Regions from separate parts of the Mus musculus genome. Here all the other regions are linked to region 1. A link is a loop called in an ENCODE intact Hi-C map of the cell type or tissue named here. Cell type or tissue: left cerebral cortex. All regions are shown on one strand. Links, peaks and the distances in the headings refer to the core of each region. The heading gives the core; the rest is flanking DNA. Region 1 holds the start of Poglut3 (protein O-glucosyltransferase 3). Region 2 holds the start of Exph5 (exophilin 5). Region 3 has its middle 7.1 kb from the start of Ddx10.

The links. A loop is a pair of places that touch in the nucleus more often than their neighbours do. Peaks named below come from ENCODE experiments on the same cell type or tissue, not always from the same donor. Only the 100,000 strongest peaks of a DNase experiment are listed, where the experiment ranks them.
Region 2: a loop joins it to region 1, with 3 times the contacts of the local background. A loop is called at or near these places in 2 of 42 quality-filtered maps.
Region 3: it touches region 1 in a loop (4-fold over the local background); 40 of 42 quality-filtered maps call a loop at or near these places.

Annotation. Positions count from the first base shown.
Region 1 is chr9:53,381,470-53,388,552 of GRCm38, reverse strand. It overlaps Poglut3 (protein O-glucosyltransferase 3), which reads right to left and starts at 4,530. Exons shown (of 8, transcript NM_212445.2): 1 at 4,267-4,530; 2 at 1-173. The coding sequence starts at 4,453. In left cerebral cortex, for the core only: a CTCF peak has its summit at 3,948; a DNase peak (open chromatin) is centred at 3,795; H3K4me3 peaks cover 1,404 bases; H3K27ac peaks cover 1,400 bases.
Region 2 is chr9:53,297,443-53,304,525 of GRCm38, reverse strand. It overlaps Exph5 (exophilin 5), which reads right to left and starts at 2,856. Exons shown (of 6, transcript NM_176846.3): 1 at 2,675-2,856. The coding sequence starts at 2,793. In left cerebral cortex, for the core only: no CTCF peak of the experiment used is centred there; DNase peaks (open chromatin) are centred at 2,252 and 3,052; H3K4me3 peaks cover 1,348 bases; H3K27ac peaks cover 1,031 bases.
Region 3 is chr9:53,251,635-53,258,717 of GRCm38, reverse strand. No RefSeq gene overlaps it. Among named protein-coding and RNA genes, the nearest start is that of Ddx10, 7.1 kb to the right of the region's middle. In left cerebral cortex, for the core only: a CTCF peak has its summit at 4,161 (motif pointing left); a DNase peak (open chromatin) is centred at 4,151.

The DNA.
Region 1 (7,083 bases), core at 3,007-5,506:
CACATGTTCACTGCCATGAAGGATCTCTATCTTGAGCCCTTTATGGGCCGTCTCGTGCATCCTGTATCTCACCAAAAACGTTCCATCATTTCTGTCCAAAGGTTTAGGGACATAAATACGGACCAGCTCTTTAGGTGAAAGGGATTTTACCACTACTTTGAACTGTGTTTGACCTGTAAGCAAACGAAATAGAAATAACGTTGCCATTTCCTGATCATTATGTCTCAGTGAAAGTCCTTTGTCCTGCAGTGTTCATGGTAAACCATGCTCATTTCAGCCTGGAAGATCCTTGCAGACAGCAACTATGTGTGGTCCATCCTTAAGGCAAGGATCTGACTTAACATGGGACTCATCAGTCATTCAATAACAGTGGATGAGAAAATTAATTCATTGAAGAAAGTAACATTTCTCCTACTTGGTCTTTTCTCCTCTGAATAACATTCAAGCAGTAACAGTCCACATTCTAAAGATGATGGCCCTGTGGCAATTCAACTTTCTCCCTGTAAAATACACACACGTTATTTAATGCCATTGAAGTGTCTAGTAACCCTCATTTCTGAGAAAAATGTCCCTTTTTCATTAGATTTGTTCTTTGACAATTTCACACCTTACATAATACATGCTGACCACCCTCACCCTCTCCAAAACCCTCCCACCTTTGCCTATCCCCCTCTCCTTTTATGCAAATCACTTTTTAACCTTCATGTGTATTTGCTTCATTTATGACCCACTTGGTCTAACCAGGGCTGTCTGTGTGACAGTGAATTTGGAATGATCCACAGGAGCCTCGTGGCTCAGCAGTGGGTAAGTGGCAGGTACAACAACTGCAGGCAACTCTCCCTCTGCCAGAACTTAACAAGAATTGGGAAGTGAGGGACAGGGTTCCATAAGATCCTCCCCATTCTGTGATTGACTGTTGGAAGGGCCAGTCATGTGTGGGCCAAGAACAGTAACCTTGGTTATGAGTTCATGGTTGCAAAGGCAGAGTCTACAGCAGTGTCTGAGGAATGACTTTTTCACAGGGGGTCACATATCAGATATCCTGCACTGCAGGATATCTGCAGATCCTTGCATTATGACAGTAATGCAAGACTACAGTTATAAAGTAGCAAGGAAAACGTTATGGTTGGGTGTTACCACAACACGAGGAACTGTATTAAAGGGTCACAGCACTAGGAAGGCTGAGAACTGCTGCTCTGGTCATTTTGAAGCCAGTCCCTGTGTCTTCTGGCTCTGAGATGCCTCCTACTTTCCTACTTCCCCTTCTACAAAGTTCCCCGTGCTTTAGAGAGCGTGACATTTTTCTTTTTAAACTGAATTTTCAAATGCTTTGTGTTTCATCTTGCTGACATCAGAAAGGCGACCCCAGGAGGAGAGATGGCCCATCAGTTAAAAGCACTAGCTATTCCTCCAGAAGACCCAGGTTCCAGTCCCAGCACCCACATATTTATTTTAAGTGCTTCGTTGCCTGGGCCACTGATAGCATAAAATCGAAGTGAGAGTCAGTGGAAAATAACCCTGATTGGGTCTGGCAGAGAAATAAGTAAGTGTAAGTGAGCTTTATAAGGAAGAAAAGGAGAAGCGTGAAATTCTAAATTGCTCAAAGCGGAAGGAATATGAATTCCCATTTGCCCTGATGGCCTTTACAATGGAACGGAATCAAAGATCACCCTACAGTTTCCTCTCCATAAATTCAAATTTATGAAAAAGTGACCAATGAGAAGGTAGTGACACAAAAGGAGCCTGGTAGTGTCACACCTTACTTCAAAGATTCTGAACACTTAGTTTTCAAAACAACCAAAAGCATAAAAAAATTTACTTAGTGCCTACTATGGGCTATATGTGTTCATAGCTATCTATATCCATCTATCTATCTATCCATCTATATACTTTCTAGATCATGCTCTTATTACATAGTCAAGGCTAGCCTAGAACTCACAATCCTTCTGTTCCAAATGCTTGGATTATAGGCCTGCACCATCATACCCAGCTCTCATAAGCATTTTCTATCTGTTTCTTGTAAGACCTGTTAGGTAATTATTGATCTACCCCACTGTACAGATCAAGAAACCTAGCTCCAAAAAGTAGCTGAGGGTCATATTTAAAAAAAAAAAAAAAAACCACCAAAAAACCCAGCAGTCAGTAGGCAATCATAGCTTTGCATTTTAAATAGAATATAATTTTAAATGGAAGAGAATCTCTGGCAATGGGAACCTCGCCTGCCATGACTGAAGGGGCTCTGACCAGTAAGCATGGCTCTGGCAGACCTTGGTTTTCTCTCCCATTGCCTCTGCTTTGCTTAAAAAAAAAAAAAAAAAAAAAAAAGTTGGATTACTTTCCTAAAGCTACGCACCAAGGTCTATCCCCTCAAATGGCCACTTCTTCCTCCTCCTGAAGCTGACTACCAAGGTCCAGCTATCAAAGTATTGAAGTCCAACAATCAAAAGTCCCCTTTGGCTCACCTAATTAATCTGCCCAATTAAAATTAAACACCTCATCCTAACACAAGGTTTTCCCTTGTACCTTTATATTTTTGGTTGTGAGCCTAGCCTGTAACAGCTGAGCCATCTCTCTAGCCCCTCTTATACCTAACTGCCATTTGCCTCCGAGCCATGTCTGTCCCCTCTCTATCCAGAGACAGTCCTGTGTTCCACTCCAGGACAAACACCCTGTCCCCTCTCGTTTGTTCCCTTCCCCTTCTTCCTCAACCCCCATCTCCTGTCTGTCACTTATTCCCTGCCCTCTGTACCTATGTGCTGAGAACTTGGTCTTGGGGGTCCTGAGTCGATACTTTTCCTTTCAATGACCATTTAGTAAGTTTATCAATGCTCACGGCAGCTAGAGGGAAAGCACTGATCTTACATTACCAAATGGAGCATCCCATAAGACCAAAGAGTTACACCCTAGGACTACATAATCATCCAAACAGGTCTGACTTCCTGCCACGGACACACCAGGATCCACTCACGCACTGCAATTTCTAAAAGATATGTTTTTCTCATTATAAAAACATTATGATGTATTGGGGCTAGAGAGCTGGCTCGGTGGTGGTTAGGAGTGCTTTCTATTCTTCCAGCGGACTCATGTTCTCAGCAACTATATTAGGTGGCTCACAAGTGTCTAGAACTATGGTTACAGCAGATCCAGTGCTCTCTTCTGGTCTCTATAGGCACCAGCTCACAAGTGGCATATACAAACACACACATATCCGAATAATCTTTGCAGAACATTTTATTTGGGGAAAAAGATTTTTAAAATGGGGGGGGGGGATCCTTACTCTCCTGCTGTAACCACATGAGTGCTTATCTGGGTTCATTTATTTATTACAGAACTGCAGATACACCATAACACGGTTTGAATCTGAACCATGTTCCACAGACTCCTGTTCTCAACACTTGATCCTCGCGCTCTCTGCTTTTGCGCGGCTGCAAGCCAGTCTAGAAACCCCTCTCAGCCTCCAAACCCGCACTCCTGAAGCTTCCCAGACTCCCTTGGACCTATTGGCAGTTCTTTAATGTTTACACCAGGCTGCAGAAATCCAATTGCAGCAACTGTGCTTTGCCCTGATAGGCAGGTTGCTTATTATCTATTTTCTCAGCAGAGTCTTAAGTTTTCGATAGGCAGACATTGCCATCCTCTTTTTTACTCCAGGATTACCATATACACGTGACTTCTAAGTACGTGAAATTCCCGTTTGCTCGGTGGAGGACGCCAAGGAGTTCTCTGCCTCTTTGCAGGCAAAACAGGACGCCAGATGGGAGCAGCCTTACATTTAGACACAAATTAGCAAATCCTGACTGGCAACAAGTTGAAACCAGCTGGACAAGTCCAGAGAAGCAATCAGATGTGGGAGGAGGGCCCTGCTGAGATTCAAGACAAGCGCCTCCCTTCTCCGGTTCTAGGAAGTTTCCCTGCTTCGCGTGGTCTGCACTGCGGGCCTAAGAAGAGTGGGCTGCTGAGGGAGGGAGGAAGGCGCGCCCTGCAGGCCAGGAAGGGCCATCTGCATCACGTGATGGCACCACTGCGCTCCGTGGGACCCCACAGGCGCCGTTTACTCTACTTACCCTTACATCTGTCACCGGGCGGGACCTGTGGCCCAGCCTTTGGAGTTAGTCACCCAACGGTCCTGAGTGGCACCTCCCGCCCCCGTGGGTGTCAGGGAGGAGGGAAGGGACGCCGATGGGAGGGGAGAGAAGACGACACCCGCAGTGGGGAGATGGCCACGTGTGGGGACAGGGACGCGCGGGGACGGCAACGGGCGCTGACCTGGCGGCGAGCTAGTGAAGTTCCGGCCGTCCGAGTCCACCGACTGCAGGAAGAAGTAGCGCACGGGCAGGACGGCGGCGGCCTGCAACCCAGGGCCCCACGCCAGGCTCCGCGGTGCGCTCACGCGCGCCCCGGCCCCCGCCGCCACCAGCAGGGCGAGCTGCAGCCCCAGCGGCAGGGCCTGCATGGTCGCCGGCTCTCAGCTCCGCTGGCCAGGGAGGAGCTGGAGCGCCGGGCCGAGGGGACACCCGAGGGCGGGCCTCTGGCTAGAGCCGCCCCGGGCGGGCCGGGCGCGCGCCCGGACCCCGACTGGCTCGTGTACCGCGCCCAGGCCTTACGCTCCTAGTCATCCCTACACTAGTTGCCTGAGTTTGCCAGTCTGGAGAAAGGCAGGGTGTGCTTGTTTTAAAATTGTTACCTCTTTTCTTTTTCTTCTTCTTGTTCTTCCTTTTCTTGTTCTTCCTTCTTTTCTTCTTCTTCTTCTTCTTCTTCTTCTTCTTCTTCTTCTTCTTCTTCTTCTTCTTCTCCTTCTCCTTCTCCTTCTCCTTCTCCTTCTCCTTCTCCTTCTCCTTCTCCTTCTCCTTCTCCTTCTCCTTCTCCTTCTCCTTCTCCTTCTCCTTCTCCTTCTCCTTCTCCTTCTCCTTCTCCTTCTCCTCCTCCTCCTCCTCCTCCTCCTCCTCCTCCTCCTCCTCCCCCTTTTCTTCTTCTATATTTTATTGTTTCTCCTTTTGAGAAGGAAGTCTCCCTCTGTATCTCAGGCTGGTTTTGAACTGATGACAATCCTTCCACCCCAGCCTCCTCCAGTAGAGGGAAATTAAAGGTGTGTAAGCCAAGCCACCTTGCCTTGTGGAGAAAACTGGTTGAGTTGGGGTTTTCCCTATGTATCTCCTACTGCCTTGGAACTCTCTATATATGTATATAGACTGGCTGATCTTTAACTCACTGTCATCCACCTGCCTCTGTGTCCCAGGTATTGGGATCAAAGGTGTGCACTACACCCAGACAGAAAAGGGTTGGAAACATGGCTTATTATAAATGCACATCAGGGTTTGGTTTCCAGTGCCACAGTGGAACAAGAGGAATAGCTTCCCTGTGAGGAATTCCCCTAGTCTTTGTTCACACACCGGCCCACCTGTTCCGTATATTTGTGATTGGCAGCCTACTACCCTGAAGTCCCTTATCTTTCGGTGTTTCCTGTGTAGGGCACTTGGGCAGCAGAAGGCAGGGTCTGGGCAAGCGTCTCAGTAGAGTTGGGCACCTATCCTTCCCTGCCCACTATGCCCTGGGCACCCCACTCCTGAGCATCAAGAGCCGGGAAGAACAGCCCCACAGCCCCCGTTTGTTCACTCTTGCTAATTATTTTTTCTTTTTATCTGAGTTTTAGGAACTAATTATTCTTCCCAGGATGAGAAATCTGGAAGAATTCATCCTGCAGAATGGGCAGAGATCTTCCTGGTAGATCTCAACCCAGAGCTTATCAGAACCAGGCCCCAGGCTTTAATTGGGCTCCTGAGCATTTTGAGCTCCGGCCCAGGTCACCAACCCAATTACCAATCATAGGCGAGTATAGAGGCCAGCAGGAAGAAATCGGCAGATGCCCATATGCACTCTACAGCGCTGGGGTCTCAGGTTAGCCCCTGGACGTTATAGACAGCGCTCTTTAGACGCATCATTAGGAACTGGGAATAAGTCACTTGTAAATTGCAGGGCAGCAGTGTAGTGTAACTTAGTGTGATTTCCAATGGCTTGTTTCCTGGGGTCGTTTGCATGCTTTGATGGAACGCCTACTCTGCTCTGCTCCAGCTAGCATTTATACATAAATAAATACCACCACACACAATAAATACCCACACACAAAACCTGTGTAAACACATTTTATCTACACCCTGCCAAAATTGAACTTAAATTTCCTTTTCCCAGAGAAGTGAGTCGGGGGTTATCTGGCTCTAGGTGATAGTGCCTAAGAAATTATATAACACTTGAAATAGAAGCCGGGCGTGGTGGCGCACGCCTTTAATCCCAGCAGATTTCTGAGTTCGAGGCCAGCCTGGTCTACAAAGTGAGCTCCAGGACAGCCAGGGCTATACAGAGAAACCCTGTCTCGAAAAACCAAAAAAAAAAAAAAAAAAAAAAAAAGAAAAAAAAAAAGAAATTATATAACACTTGAAATAACACCTATTGGGCAGGGGGGGGGGGGAGTCAAGCAACTGACTCCTAAGACTGCAACCAGACAAGCAATGGACAGTAACTAGAAGGATCATTAAGTGATTGTCTTAAACTACAAAGAACAGTCTGTGGTGCTCCTGAATGAGCTGGCCCCCAATTCAAGCCAGCTGCCTCCTCTTTGCTAAACCTGAGAACATCCAGGAAGTGATGTCAGTCTAGGCACCCTGATGTCTCCAAGCTGGTTGGCTACTTTGGGTGTACATGAAAGAGAAGCAAGCCACTCTTTTTGTTTTGAATTGCAAGACATCCATTTGACAAACCCCTCCCAATAGTTGCCAGAAAGACCAGGTACGTACCCCCCCCCCACACCCCCAGTATCTTCGTAATTTTCCTGGGAAAATTCATACTTTAAAAAAAAATCATCTTTTAAAGGGCTGGAGAGATGGTTTAGTAGTTAAGACTGCTGGATGGGCCGGGCGTGGTGGCGCATGCCTTTAATCCCAGCACTTGGGAGGCAGAGGCAGGCGAATTTCTGAATTCGAGGCCAGCCTGGTCTACAGAGTGAGTTCCAGGACAGCCAGGGCTACACAGAGAAAGCCTGCCTTGAGAAACCACACACACACACACACACACACACACACACACACACAT
Region 2 (7,083 bases), core at 1,986-4,485, 83 kb after region 1:
TGGTTCTGAGGAAATGTAGAGGCCCTAGCATCTCCCAGAAAGGCCCTTTGAGCTGTTTCTGAAGCTACAGTCTGGGACTCCATAAGTCATGAACTCTGAGTTTTTATTTGGAAAATATAATGATCATATTTTACAAGATAATGAGCGGAAGAGACAGCTGGCTTACATGCTATCCTGGGTCATTTCTGCAGGCCAGTATCATCTACAGAAATGAATGAACATGGTCCATGATCCATGGAGATATGGGGGATTCCACAGTGGGAGCCAGGAAGTAACCAGGAGAAAAGAAGATGCCAGGGTCATTGCTTTGGGAGTTTGGTCCAATCATCTACTTTCTCTAAAGTGATTTTACATGTCAGTGGTGGTGATGTTTTAACTGGATGATTATTTTAGTAGGTTATCAATTATAATTTTTATCTTTGTGCTAGCAATGTGGCTCTTCTGCTAGTGCTTCATTGAGGACATGAACATCGTGAAGTCACAAGAAGTGTTGCAGTCTTCCTAACTAAGCTTTCGCCGGTGGCCATCTATGCATAGACCTATGTCCCCCAGAGTCAAGGATGTGGATGACACAGACTGCAGTAGAGAAAGCACAAGGTGATGGAGCAGGAGGACAACCAGGGGGTAAGAGGAGCACTTGCCGTGCAAGCACAGGAAGACTCGAGTTTATATCTTGACATTGATGGATAGAAAAAGCCAACTATGGCAGGTGCTTATTGCCTCAGAGTTGTGAGGGACAGGGCAGGAGAATTGCCACCAGCCCACATAGCTCAAGGTTCAGTGAGAGACCCTGTTTCAAAGGAATAAGACAGAGCAGGAGGGACATTAGCTGTCTTCTTCTGGCTCCCATGACTGTCCACATGCATACACATGTGCATATACTTCATACACAGGTACCACACACATATAGTATATACACAAAAGTAAAAGTATAAAGAGGTCCTCTATACCCTTTATCTATTTTCCTTCATTTGTCATATTTTACATAAGTCTAATACAGTACCAAAGAAATTCCCTTGAAGGAATTTAAAATAAATCATATCACTAAGACTACAGCTTGTAAAAATATCACATGCTAACAGACTGTGCCACTGGAGCATCTAAGACTATCATTTTTTTAAAATTAACTAATTAATTTTACATCCCAATATCAGCCCTCCTCTCAAAGCTCATCCCCCACTCTCCCCTTCTTCTCTGAGAAGGGGGCACCCCCCACCGCACTCCCACACATCAGTCACTGCAGGACTAGGTACATTCTCTCTCACTAAGGCCAGACAAGGCCAGGATCCACAGGCAGGAAACAAACTCAGGGACAGCTGACTATAATTTTAAAAGGGCCAAGTTGATCCCTAAGTGTGAGCCCACCTCTCTCTCTCTCTCTATTTCCTAATGTTGCCATGCTGTCCCCTCATGTATAATGTCGCCCTTCTCTTTACAGACAAGGAACATCCTACTCTGAGCACTACAGTTTGGGAGTGTGGGGATTGTGTATGCTTTGAAGCTGGCCCTAAGTAGATCTATGTCCTTCTCTGAATGGGGTGACACCCCGTGTGGCCGACGTGCATATGTGTGGGCACTCACGGGTGAGTGTGAACACACTGCTTTCAGAGTGAATGATTGACTTTTTACTGACTGATTGGAAGGGACGGAGCCTGTGTGATGAGATCTCCATTCTCAAACTTTAAACACCATTGCCCCCGCCCTTCCTAGAGAGCCACATAGGAGAAAAAATGAAGAGGGAGCTTTGGGCTCAGTGTCTTCTGTCTCTGCAAAGACTAAGGAGGGTTCCATAATTGGAAGTTTGTCCTTGGAGGCGTTTCTTTTGGGGTGAGGAAGAGGAGGGCGGAGGTGGGAGGGACTGATTGGAATTGGGAACCTGAATGACTTCACCAAGCCAGCTCTCTAAACTCCAGCTTATGCCTACATTGCAGCCTGTGTGCTATCTTGGATTTCCTCCCACACTTCACTGCAGAAGACTTGAATAGGTCTGTGGGTTCGTACTCCAGCAGGGAAAAAAATAATAAGTTAATTTATGCTCCCAAGAATCATTTCTGGACGTAATTTGCTAGTTTCTTATCCCGTCCTCACCTACAACATTGTATTTATTAATAAGGCCATTGGTTGGATCCCGTAGAAACTCCTTCTTACAGCACCACACCACAGCCAACCCCACGTGTCTAAGTCCCATTCACCCACACAGGACCCTCTGGCAAGTTCCTGGATCTCCCTCCTGTTCTGGGCCTCTAGCTTGGAGGGAACAGCTGCCAGGATCCAGTTCTAGGGAGTGCCGTACAATAACTCACGTGCCCTAAAACGGTCCGACCTTATCCCTAGTAGCCTATGACGCACCTGAGCCTCTACTATGCCTGAACCCCTCCCAGCTGAGGTTAGCCCAGGTGTCCTGAACAGGCGGGGACCCACGCACCGAGAAATGCAAAGAACGAGCGACTTTCTCCCTCCTCCCTGCGGAGTCCTGGACTCCCAGCCAAGTCGCTGGGGATGGAGAGCCTGGAGAGAGCACCCGGGAGGCATCTGGAGACCCACTGAAACAACGTCTTCGTTCCCTCTTGCCACTCCAAGCAGCACCTGCATAGGGTCCCAGCAGGTGTCCCTGGGTTCCCTCGGAAACCAACAGGATGCAGGCCCAGCCCAAGAGGAGGAGTTCGCTTCGTACCTGATCCTGTCCTTCTCTGCCCTCCGGAGTTCCTCATTTCTTTCCAGTACCTGGAGGATCTTCCTGGCTTCTTCCTCGTTTAGGAAGCTGAAATCAAACCCCTGAGGAACTTTCGTCATTTTCTCTCCCGTGTGCGAGTTATGTGTACTTAAGCTCCTTGGCGCCTCCTGTTACAAAGCCATTTTTCAAGATAATGAAGACTAGTTTTCCCGAACTTGATCCCATAGCCCATAATAGCTCCGCGCCTTTGAAAAGCTAAAACCACAAACCTCGGGACCAGCCCACACATACAGGGCTCCTTTTGACAACACCTTAATGACATGTTTCTCTCAACCTGTCCAACCGAGATGCAAAGTGAGTGACTAAATGGAGAAAAGGAACCAATCGCATTTGGGGGGCGGGGCGGACTTTGCAGCGTCTCTTCCCACCCCCCACCCCCTTCCCACCCTCTATGTGACTTGTTAAGCAAACAAGCCTACATAATTCTGTCTCTAAGGAAGGCTTGCCCTTGAGTGTTAGCCCCTAAGTATTTGCTTGGCTGTTGCTATTTGCTGGAAGAATTTGAGCTTGTCTAGAAGAAAGACGAAGAAGGAAAAAGATTCACGACTAATCCTGTCTTTCAATGATTGAGAACAGGAGAACTGGTAGGAGCTTGCTAGAGTTAGTAGAAGTGTTATCTTATTTAAAAGACCGGGGAAGCCTAAACTCACTTTATCTCAGGCTTTGGCTCAGAGGGACTCACAGAAGGACTGGCATTAGGCTACCTTTGGAAATTGAATTATTTGCCAAACTTGCCATCACCCCACACACACACACAGTCCCATTGTCTCATAGAAAGTCATTCTCAGACTTTGAAAAGCCCCACTGACAGTATTTTAGAAAGCGAATCACAATCCCGTGCAACCACAGAAAGTGCTTTTCCTAGAAAGCCAATTATTCCATGACATAGTGAAGTCAGGTATTTCCAAGGATGTGCATACATGTGCTTTGTTTTTTTTTGTTTTTTTTTTTTTTAAGATAAATGTCTTTCCAGAAAACTTGTTTCTCTACATAAAAACAATTTGTCCGGTGGACATACATTCCCCCAATACCCTTAATTTAGTCCTTTCTGCTGTGATTTTGATGGTCACTAATATCTACAAGGTATGTCCACAAATACCATCTTTTCATGATAAATAAACCAAACTGGGTTTCACTCCTCTAAAGGAAAAACAGTCAAAACTATAAAGAATGGTTGCTTTTGCTGCTGGTCCCTTGTCTTATCTTTGGTATGTCTGAAGAAACAGCCTTTGAAACAACTTTTTTGTGGGCATCTATTAGCTGCAAGAAGTGGGGATCCACTCTATAACATACAACACAGAACTCCCTCATAGATTGTCTCTATGTTAATGATGGCAGTTTGGAAGTCTGTCATGTACACACTGTTCAGGTATTCTTGCATGTTCCTTTACTAGGTATATGGACTGACCTTCTAATGTCGGTAGTGGTGAGGTTTTGTCCTGTTCTTATCAGTGAGCTGACTGAAACTAACCTATTCTGGAACCTGTTCCATGAAGCTATTGTATACACACCAAACAACACAGTCCTTTCCTCATAATTCAGTAAGGGACTTAGCATGGGTAGAGATGTAATTATTTAATAAAACAAATTCCTTGGGCTTGAAAGCTGCTTTGGAAGTTAAAAGCTCTTGCTATTCTTGCAGAGCCCCTGGCTCTAGTTCCCAGTACCCATGTAGGGCAGCTCATAACCAACTGTAATCCCAGCTTCAGGGGGATGTGATGCCTCTCTTTTCCTCGGGCATCTGTACTCGTGCACATACCCATACATTTATTAAAAATATTGAGAGCATACAAATGCCATGGAGTACACAAAAGAAATTAGTTCTGGCTAAGAGGGTCGGTGAAGAGTGGGCTGAAGCACGAAGAGTAAGATTTGAGCAAGAGTCAGTTCTTGGCAAGGAGAACAGCAGTGGGCTAGATCACAGAAATGCGCCAGTGGAATCTTTTCATATCCTTTCGGTTCCTTTGATCCGTGGCCACAGTGAGCACAAATTTGAAGCTAAAAAGTACAGAGGCATATACAAGGACTTGTAAGTACTTGATCTGCTTGGCTAAAACATATTTTCCTTCTTTCATTTTATCTATCTATCTATCTATCTATTCATCTATCATCTATCTAACTACTTGCCTACCTACTTATTTTAGAGACAAGGTTTTGTGTAGCCCAAGGCGGTCTCAAAATCCTTGAAGCTGAGGTTTGTAGCCGAGCATGCCCCTAAATGTCTGGGGCTCCTGTCTCTGCTTTATGAGTCCTGGGATTGTAGGCATGCACCACCACACTCAGTCTAGAGCATGCATTTTCAATGTGTGTGTGTGTGGGTGTGGGGGGGTATTACTCTTTTTATATCTAAAGCAAAGATGTGCATATAACACATAGGTAGATAAATGTGAATATTAACATTTCAGGAAGGGTGATTAGTTTTGAAAAGACTTCGTGGAGGAACAGTATGGAGAGGTTTAGGAGCATTGGATTACATACAGAGCACAAGAAGAATAAAAACGGCTGAGCTTTGTTGTGAATGTTGTCCTAAGGAATCTATTTTTCACTCTATGGACAGCGAGGAGCCACCTTGGGTTTTGAGGAAGACGATGACATAGTTGGAACTGAAGTTTCGGAAGATGACTTTGATGGCCAGAGACAAGGAAGCATGGACAGAGGATGAAAGGCGTATACGGTCTGAAGTACACGCTACTCATCCACAGCACAGTATCCAGCAAGGACGGATACCTTGAAGAAGCGATAGAGAAGTCGTGTACTTAAAGCTGGTTGCAAAAGCCTCAAGACTAAATAGTATGGACACAGCAAAGGGTGCACCGTGAGTAAGACTGGGCTTGAGGCTTCAATGACCAACCCCATTATTAGCACCGAGTCATGCTTCATTCTTCATTATGGCACTACAGGGAATACTATTGGGAAACTTTTATCCTGATATTTTACATTGAGAACTTTTGGGGGGCTACCGTGCAAACTACACAGGTTGCCTAGAATGTTTTCACTGGGATGAGGACCACAGCGCTCTAAAGTAAAACTATTTCTTATTCAGCCAGCTGTATGCAATCTTAGCATCTGGTAACCCTTGGCAACCTCCTGCCCAGCCTTTCAGCTAAACAGATACTCATCAGTATGAATTTTAATATTAACAGTTGCAAAGAAAAAAAAACAAGCTTCAGGAACCTCCCATGGTCTACCTTCTCCAGGTTGTTGGCCAAATCCCAGCAGGAGGATTCTTGATAATCACTTAGCCGAGAGAAAGGCAGATCCAATCACTTAATTGAATGTCATGGAAATGCCATGGAAAGCCACTGATGACCCTGGTGGGCCATTGAGAAGCAACTCTGTGGGTCAGGGATAGCTTTCTCACAATTATATCTTTCTTACCTACTTTGACTTTTTCCCCTGGACAATCTCTTTCAACAGCAGATTATGGGGTGTGCTTGGTGGCAGCTCTCAGTTTAACAAGCAAATACATGTCAGCTTGAAAATAAGATGTTGGGGACAGGCCTTTATTAGTAATAAAGAGGTGTAAGGCTCAGAGAAGAGTTTGTACAGTCGTTCATGTCAGGTTTTGCTGTTCTGTTTGGTAGTTGATTTTACAATCCTAGATAGAAAGTTCTATTTTAGTCCCACCTGAGGCTCAGTCCTACACCCAGAAGTATGGAATAACATTCCATGAAAAATATTCAAAACCGTCTAAAACCTTTGCTCTGGTTTTGACTTATAAAATGAAGATCACAGCAGAACCAGTCATACAGGATTTCTGTAAAAAGCAAATGGCAACACAAATAAAGCAACAAGCAGAGATACCACACAGCTTATGTTTAAGGAATGGCTTCTATGAATAATGTTCTTTGGACACAGAGAAACATACAATGTAAAGAACATGATTTTCTTGACTGTGAAAGCAACCCTTATTTGTTGAGCTGAGAAGAATTTGAAACCATAACTCAGGAACTGTGTAGACATGTTAGTTTTCTTGCAGCTGTAACAAAATGCCTGAGAAAAGCAACTTAGGAAGGAAGTATTCCCTTTGACTCAGAGTGTGAGGTCTATCAAAACATGAAAGATGTGCTACTAAAAGTGTCCCTAGCTGTTGGCTGTCAGAGCCTGGTCACACTGCATCCATTGTTAGGAAGCTCGCATGCTGGTGCTCTGCTCCCTTTCTCTGTGTTCTTCAGCCCGGGACTTTGTGTCACAGGATGGTGCTGCTCACATGTATAGTGGATCTTCTCTCAGGTAGACCCTCTAGAAAGGCCCTCACAGACTCACCCAGGTGTTTGTTTCTGCTGTGGTGCTAAACCTGCACAAGATGATAATCAAGGTTAACTGTCACGGATGGAGATGAAACTCTT
Region 3 (7,083 bases), core at 2,920-5,419, 130 kb after region 1:
AATATTTGAACCATACCAGAAAAAAACAGCAGATGCAAACAGCTGACTGCAAGCATACTCAGGGCATGTTCAAGGACAGGCATTGATGGTGGTATGGCTGGGGCAGAGACTGTGAGTGAGGAGGACTGGAAAATGAGGTCAGGGAGATGGCACGCTGCTGGAACACAGTTAAGACTGGAGCCCTTGAGTATTCTGAAAGCTTGTGAGAAAACTCTGAAAGTCTTGTGACCTAAGTTTCTTCAAAACACAGAACTGTTCTTGGAATGCGTTTCCGTGCTCCTCCCCGGTATAGCAAATAGGAGTGAGCTTACTTTAGCTGTTGTTGTTCATATATCCATATTGGAAACACATGTTCTTGTCCACGTGCTGCCTGTCCTTGTGATTGTACACTTTACTCAGTTGACTTCTCTTAACCCTAAGAGTGTAAACTGTCTTATGCTCTGAATAAAGTTGGCTATTGCATGAGACTTTAGTTGCCTTTCTTTAGATCCTGCTTTCCCAGGGACACGCTGTTTTTAGAGAGGTAAAAGCATGCCTTCAGACCACTTGGAGCTTTACAGGGCCCAAGTGTAAGGATGCAGTGGTGGATAGAATAGAGCAGCTGTAGGGCAGCAGTTCTGTCTCCCGACTCTGACTGGAGCCCTGCAGAGACAGTGGGCAGGGTTTCACACTAGGAAATAAATAGCCTCAAAGGCTATTTATTCCATGCATATCCTGCCCCCCACCCTCTTCCCCCGCCTAGGGAGAGGGGTAAGGGAAAAGGGGTGTGGATTCAGGGAGCCTGGCTGCTGACTCGCTGTAAACCTCCTTCCCATCCTCAAAAGATAAAAAGAACAGACCCTGGTCCTGCCACTTCCATTGTCTTCAGAGAACTGACATGCACTCCCTATTCCTAGTGTTGGGGGTCTCAGCTCTCCTTGGGAGCCCTGCCACACTGTTTCAGCTTTACCTCTCAGTCTACAGCATTAACAACTCTTACAACAAACTCAATCCTGGAGTATCAGTGTCAGCGTCCTCTTGAACCCTCTCCCATCCCATTCAAAACCCCACAGTAAGGACTTTCCCTTTTATGCTGTGTAGAACAATGAACCTTAGAGAATTTTGAGGAGAGGGGTGAACTAATATAGCTTGGACTTTAACTAGATCACTTTAACTCTTGAGTGGATAATAGGCTGGAGAACAAAGACAGATATTAAAGAAAGGTAAGAGAAAGAGATAAAAGAGAAGAGATCTGGGGTGGTGGTAGGATAGGTGGTAAAAAGTGGCTGTGTTAGCAATCAGGCATTTCCTCTGGCCTGCCCTCAGGGACTTACAGGCAGCTTTAAGCTATGTCTGGGTGCAATACATGCAGCTGTCTCCCGTGCATAGATAGATAGATAGATAGATAGATAGATAGATAGATAGATAGATAGATAGACAGACAGGATATATCATATATATGATCATATAGATAGATCATATATAGATTCTCTCTATATTTATAGATCTCATATATTTGTTCAAAATCACCCCGGGTATGTGCAGATCACTTAAAACTCTCCCAGATGATTATTACAAGACTTTTCACTAAGGATGCTTTACTGAGCATGCTCACAAAGATCTTCTGCACAGTACGGATGGCCAAGCTACAGTTGGTGGCAGGGTTATATAACTCCTAATTCACTATGCATATGCAAATAGTTTTAATATACCTGCCTCATACTTTTGAAAAGGAGAGGGGGAATGGCAGGGAAATAGCAGCCCATTAGGGGAACCTGTGCTTTAATTATATTATTCTCTTATAAAAAGAAAAAGCAAAGAGAAATATCCACTAAAAACAGGAAATTTTGAGATGGAGGAAAGTGCATAATTGCTGGGCTGTGGGGAGGCGGCCTAAAACAGATGGTGTTTGATGCACTAATTTAGGACTGTCCTAGGATATAATTATGTTCAGTTCGGCTTAGCAACCCATGTCAAATTAAACTAAGGAGAGGTAGTCTTTGGCATTGTAAATATAATTTTAAGATCTAGGGCTTTATTATCTTCTACATTAAGTAATACGACGATGATTTGTATTTTCATTTCACTGTGGGATTTTGATAGAGGACAGAGTTAGTTCATTCAAACCCAACCTCTAAAATAAAAATTGACATTTTGTTATTTGAAACAATGTCACTAGACTTACTATAATAGTCACTGGAGCAATTTGAGGAGAGACCGGTATGTCCCATTTTTGCCCAGGACAGACCTAATTTATATATTAGGTAAGTTATTAATAATTCTTTCTTTGTTAAAAGTATGTCAGTTTGCCCATCACATGCCTATGTCCAAAATCTTGTTGACAGTGAATGAATAATGGGGGCTGGAGAGAAGGCTCAGTGGCTACGCATGTCCCGAGGGTGGAACTCAGGCGTGGGCTGCTCAGCGGGCATCTTCATGGCTGGCCCTGGACCAACTGGTGATGAGGGTAAATAGTCTTACATGAGAACAGTATTTTGTGTTGATGGTTGGTTTTCTATGCAGTTTCAAAGGTTTGCTTATACCATTTCTATAATCATTTGATAGGATTACTTACCACTAATCATGACAAGGTTGTCTGTGATCGCAATCTCTATTCCAAACTACTGTAAGTTATCTGAAAAATTTACCTGCGTTTATTTTTTAGGGGGGGGGGAGGGTAGGGTAGATGTGGTCACTGTTGTAAATGTCCAAAAGGAGGAAATTTTTATGTAATTTATGGCTTTAGAAGTTTCCTCCAAAGCGTCTGCTCTGGCCTGATATGAGGCAGACTGTCATGGTGGTGGGACCTACACAGCGGAGGCTGCTTACATCAGAGAGGCTGTGGAGCAGAGGGAAGGAAGGGGCAGAGACAAGATGGCTCCAAACTTTCCCCTTCCTGCCCTGAGTTACAGACTTCTTCCAGCTAGGTCTACGTTTTTCCACAACCCCACAGTTTAATAATATTATTAAATAATTTTAATTAAGTAAGTAATACTATTACTTGCTGTGGGCCAAGCCTTCAACGTGTGAAACTGTGGGACATTTCAAATTCAACTTGTAACAATGGAACAATGGCTCTAAACATTTGTTTGTGGATGTTTGTGCAGACATAAGCTTTCAAACCTGTTGGGTACAGTGTGGTGGCTGTATGTTTAGAGAATATGTAGGTTTATAAGAACCCGTCTTCTAAAACAGCTGTAACACTTTGTAGTATCTCAGGAGTGAATGAAGCCTATCATTCATTGTCCATCTCAGCCTTTGGTGCCATTAGCACCTTTAATGCATCCTTTGCCTCATCATAGCCTACAGCAGTCTCCAGCACTTTATCAAAAAGACATTTAAGAGTTTCTATTGAAGACAGACCCAGCAGTGTGGGCCTTCATTTATCAGGTTGTTGATCCTCTTGAATATCATTCATCCTTCTTATATTGGAGGATTTTTGTTTTGTTTGCTTATTTATTTACTTATTTTTGAGACAGTGTCTTATGTTTTCTAGGCTAGTCTCAATCTTGTTATGAAGCCAAGGATGGCCTTGAACTTTTCATTCTCTTGCCTTTCTACCTTCCCATGCTGTAATTACAGGCACGAACTACCACAACCAGTTTTATGTACTGCTGGGGACTGAACCCAGAGCCCCACAAAAGCTAGGCAAGCTCTCTGTGGACTGAGCTCTATCACCTCTCAGATTAGCTTCATCCCCTGGAAAATAGGTTGGGAGATGCTTAGAGACAGTGTATGTAACAAACCCAGCTCTGTATGGCATTTCCTAACTGCTGTTAAGAAAAACAGTATGGGGCTGGTGAGATGGCTCAGTGGGTAAGAGCACCCGACTGCTCTTCCGAAGGTCCAGAGTTCAAATCCCAGCAGCCACATGGTGGTTCACAACCATCCTTAACGAGATCTGACTCCCTCTTCTGGAGTGGCTGAAGACAGCTACAATGTACTTACATATAATAAATAAATAAATCTTAAAAAAAAAAAAAGAAAAACAGTATGTGGGAAAAAAAGCAACTCAGAACTATTCTAGACAATTTGAAGAGTACTAACTGCAAACATCTCAAAGGCTCAATGATGTAGAAGAACAGGCCAACTCACCAACAAAGTACTTGGTGGCTATAAAAATGCATGGCAAACTGAATCTAAGCCCCAGGGGAAAGTGGCACTTAATCTTCTGCTGCCACCTGCTGGCCAGAAGTGAACTAAATAATGAGCAGTCCTAAGTTTTCATGTAGTGGCTAGTGCTAGAAGTTGAACGTGATTAGGGAACGAGTTTTCAAGCATTTTTAGAATATTAGAACTCTTAGGTGTGGAGACATGAGGAGGAAAAGTCGAGAAGACACGAGAAAGGAAGAATGCCCCTCCCCTGGAATCTAGTTTACTTTTCCTGCTGAGAGTAAAGAAATGTCAATTTAGAGCCGGGCGTGGTGGCACACACCTTTAATCCCAGCATTTGGGAGGCAGAGGCAGGCAGATTTCTGAGTTCGAGGCCAGCCTGGTCTACAGAGTTAGTTCCAGGACAGCCAGGACTATACAGAGAAACCCTGTCTCGAAAACCAAAACCAAACCAAACCAAACCAAACCAACCAACCAAACAAACAAAAAGACCCGTCAACTTAATACATACAGAGATAATATGTGTTTTCCTAAAGATGTCTCTAACAAGGGTGTTAAATACAACAATTAACCATGTTTATTAGCCCTCCTTTTTCCTCTCTAAGTTTAAACCTCATAAGACCACCTTACAATTTCATTGACACAAGAAAAAAATAATAATATAAAATGTAAGCATGAGGCCTGGAGAGATGGTTCGTCAGATAACAGCACTCCCTGCTCTTTCAGAGGACCCAGGTTCAGTTCCCAGTCAGTACCCCCCACAGTGATTAACAACTGTCTGTAACTCCAGTTCTGGGTGGTCAGACATCCTGTATTGTCTTCTTCAGGCACGATGTGCATGTGGTTTATATACATACAGTCAGGCAAAACACCCATAGACACAAAATAAAAAGTTAAATAAATAACATACCAACTCATATATTTTTATTTAACTTTAATCATTCTAAAATTTTAAGTTTTTCTTAATCTTTAACCTTGTAAATTCCCCTTTAATCTTTGATGACTATAACTCAGAAAGCTACGGGATCATATATATATATATATATATATATATATATATATATATATATATATGTATTCATATATGTATATGTGTGTGTTTAAGACACTCAAGGACATCTGGCTCTCAGTAAATCTGTACCAATGTCTTTGGTTAGTATACTATTCATCTCCTACATGGCTCTATCTAAACTCACTAACTTGATAAACTCACTAACTTGGCTTCACTCTGGCTAAGTCCAGAATCTCACTGAGAAAAAAATCCTGAAGAAGTTTTTGAGGGAAGTCGAGGATCTGGCATTATCTGAGTGTCTCTAAGTGGGAGGAAATCCTTAGGCTGCTAGGAGTTTGCTATTGTCACCTGCTGCTGCTGATACCCACATAAGTTTTTATATAACACTAGTAAGTGGAGATACCTTTGCTAAGAATATCAATATTATTTATAGATCATATGAATTAAAATCATGTGGATCATATGGATATGTCTTTTCATATGTTAATATTCCAGAGGCTTGTCAATGTTAGTGACAGTAAACATGAACTGATATGAATTATTTTCTTAATTATAATTGGATTCACGATTAGGATCTGTTTGAATTTCTTTTAGACAATCTGTTCACTAAACACATAATCCCCTAGACACAACTAAATGGGAAGAGGAAATAGGATGCATGCATTGATTTTCCCTGAGTGCCTCTGGCTTTCTCTGAGCTCATGGAAAGGTCTTACTGTGCAGGTTCCTTTAAAAAACACTTTTCCTTAATACAAAAAAATTTAATTCAACAAAAGTTGCTGGACTACCTGGACTACATCCTGTAAACCAAGCTAATCAATCCCCTTTAAAATATATATGCATATACGTTTATTCTATCAGTTCCGCTCTTTTCCAGAATCTTGATTAATATAATAAGTTCTAATAGATGTTTTTCTTTTTCTTTTCTTTTAAAATTTTGTTTGTTTCCAAATGGGGTTTTTCTGTGTAGTTCTGCCTGTCTTGGAACTAGCTTTGTAGACCAAGCTGGCCTCAAACTCAGATATCCTCCTGCCTTTGCCTCCTGAGTGCTGGGATTAAAGGCATGTGATATTACCACCCAGCTTAAAAGATATTTTTCAAAGTGAATATATGGAGTTCTGAGAAGAAAAGGGTTTTATTTAGAGAGTGGTTAAACTTTTAACATCATTACCATTTGTTAAACATTATGTATTGCTTAATTATCTTAAATAAGTATTATTAGACTTGTGGATTTCTTTCTTTCTTTCTTTTTTTATGTTTTAGAGCTTTATTGTAGAAAGGCAGGGGGAAAGGGATAAGGTAGAAAGAGGGAGAGAGGCCGGCCATAGCCACGTGGAGAGAGGGGAAAGAGAGAGAGGGAAGGAGGGCTAAAGAGTAAGAAAGGTGAGAGCTTAAAGAGCAGATTGTGGATTTCTAAAACCCAACTCAAGTCAGGTGTCATAAGACAGGTAGGAGATACAGGCAGGAGGATGAAGAGTTCAAAGCCAGCCTGGATTACTTGAGAACCTGTTTCAAGAAACAAAGTCCAAACAAACAACATGTAATGCCTTCTTCTCCATAGGGGACACACTGTACATCCTTAGGAACGTCCAAAGCCATGGGTAATTCCAAACTGTGTAGACATCACCAGGTACGTGGGCCACAAGTCTGCCTTCAGAGTTTCCTTGTATTAAAAAAAAATCAAGAGATAGAAATTGATAAAGTGAAATAGATTTCTTTGCAGTTTGGTTCAACCAAGGAGACACAGGCTTCTAGCTTCTCTCTCTTTTCCTATGACAGTGTTATAATTTTACAGAACAAAAATGAAATAAGGAGAAAATTTGTGTTCTTGTCCTCTGTCTGTGAGGTAAGCTGTCAGGGCTCAGCTGCTTGAGATTGGTCCTCCTTTGGCCTCTCTCTCAGCACGTGAGAGCCACCAAGTTTTATGATCCATGCTACACTACTTCATATATAGCATGCTTACCCTATACACTCAGACC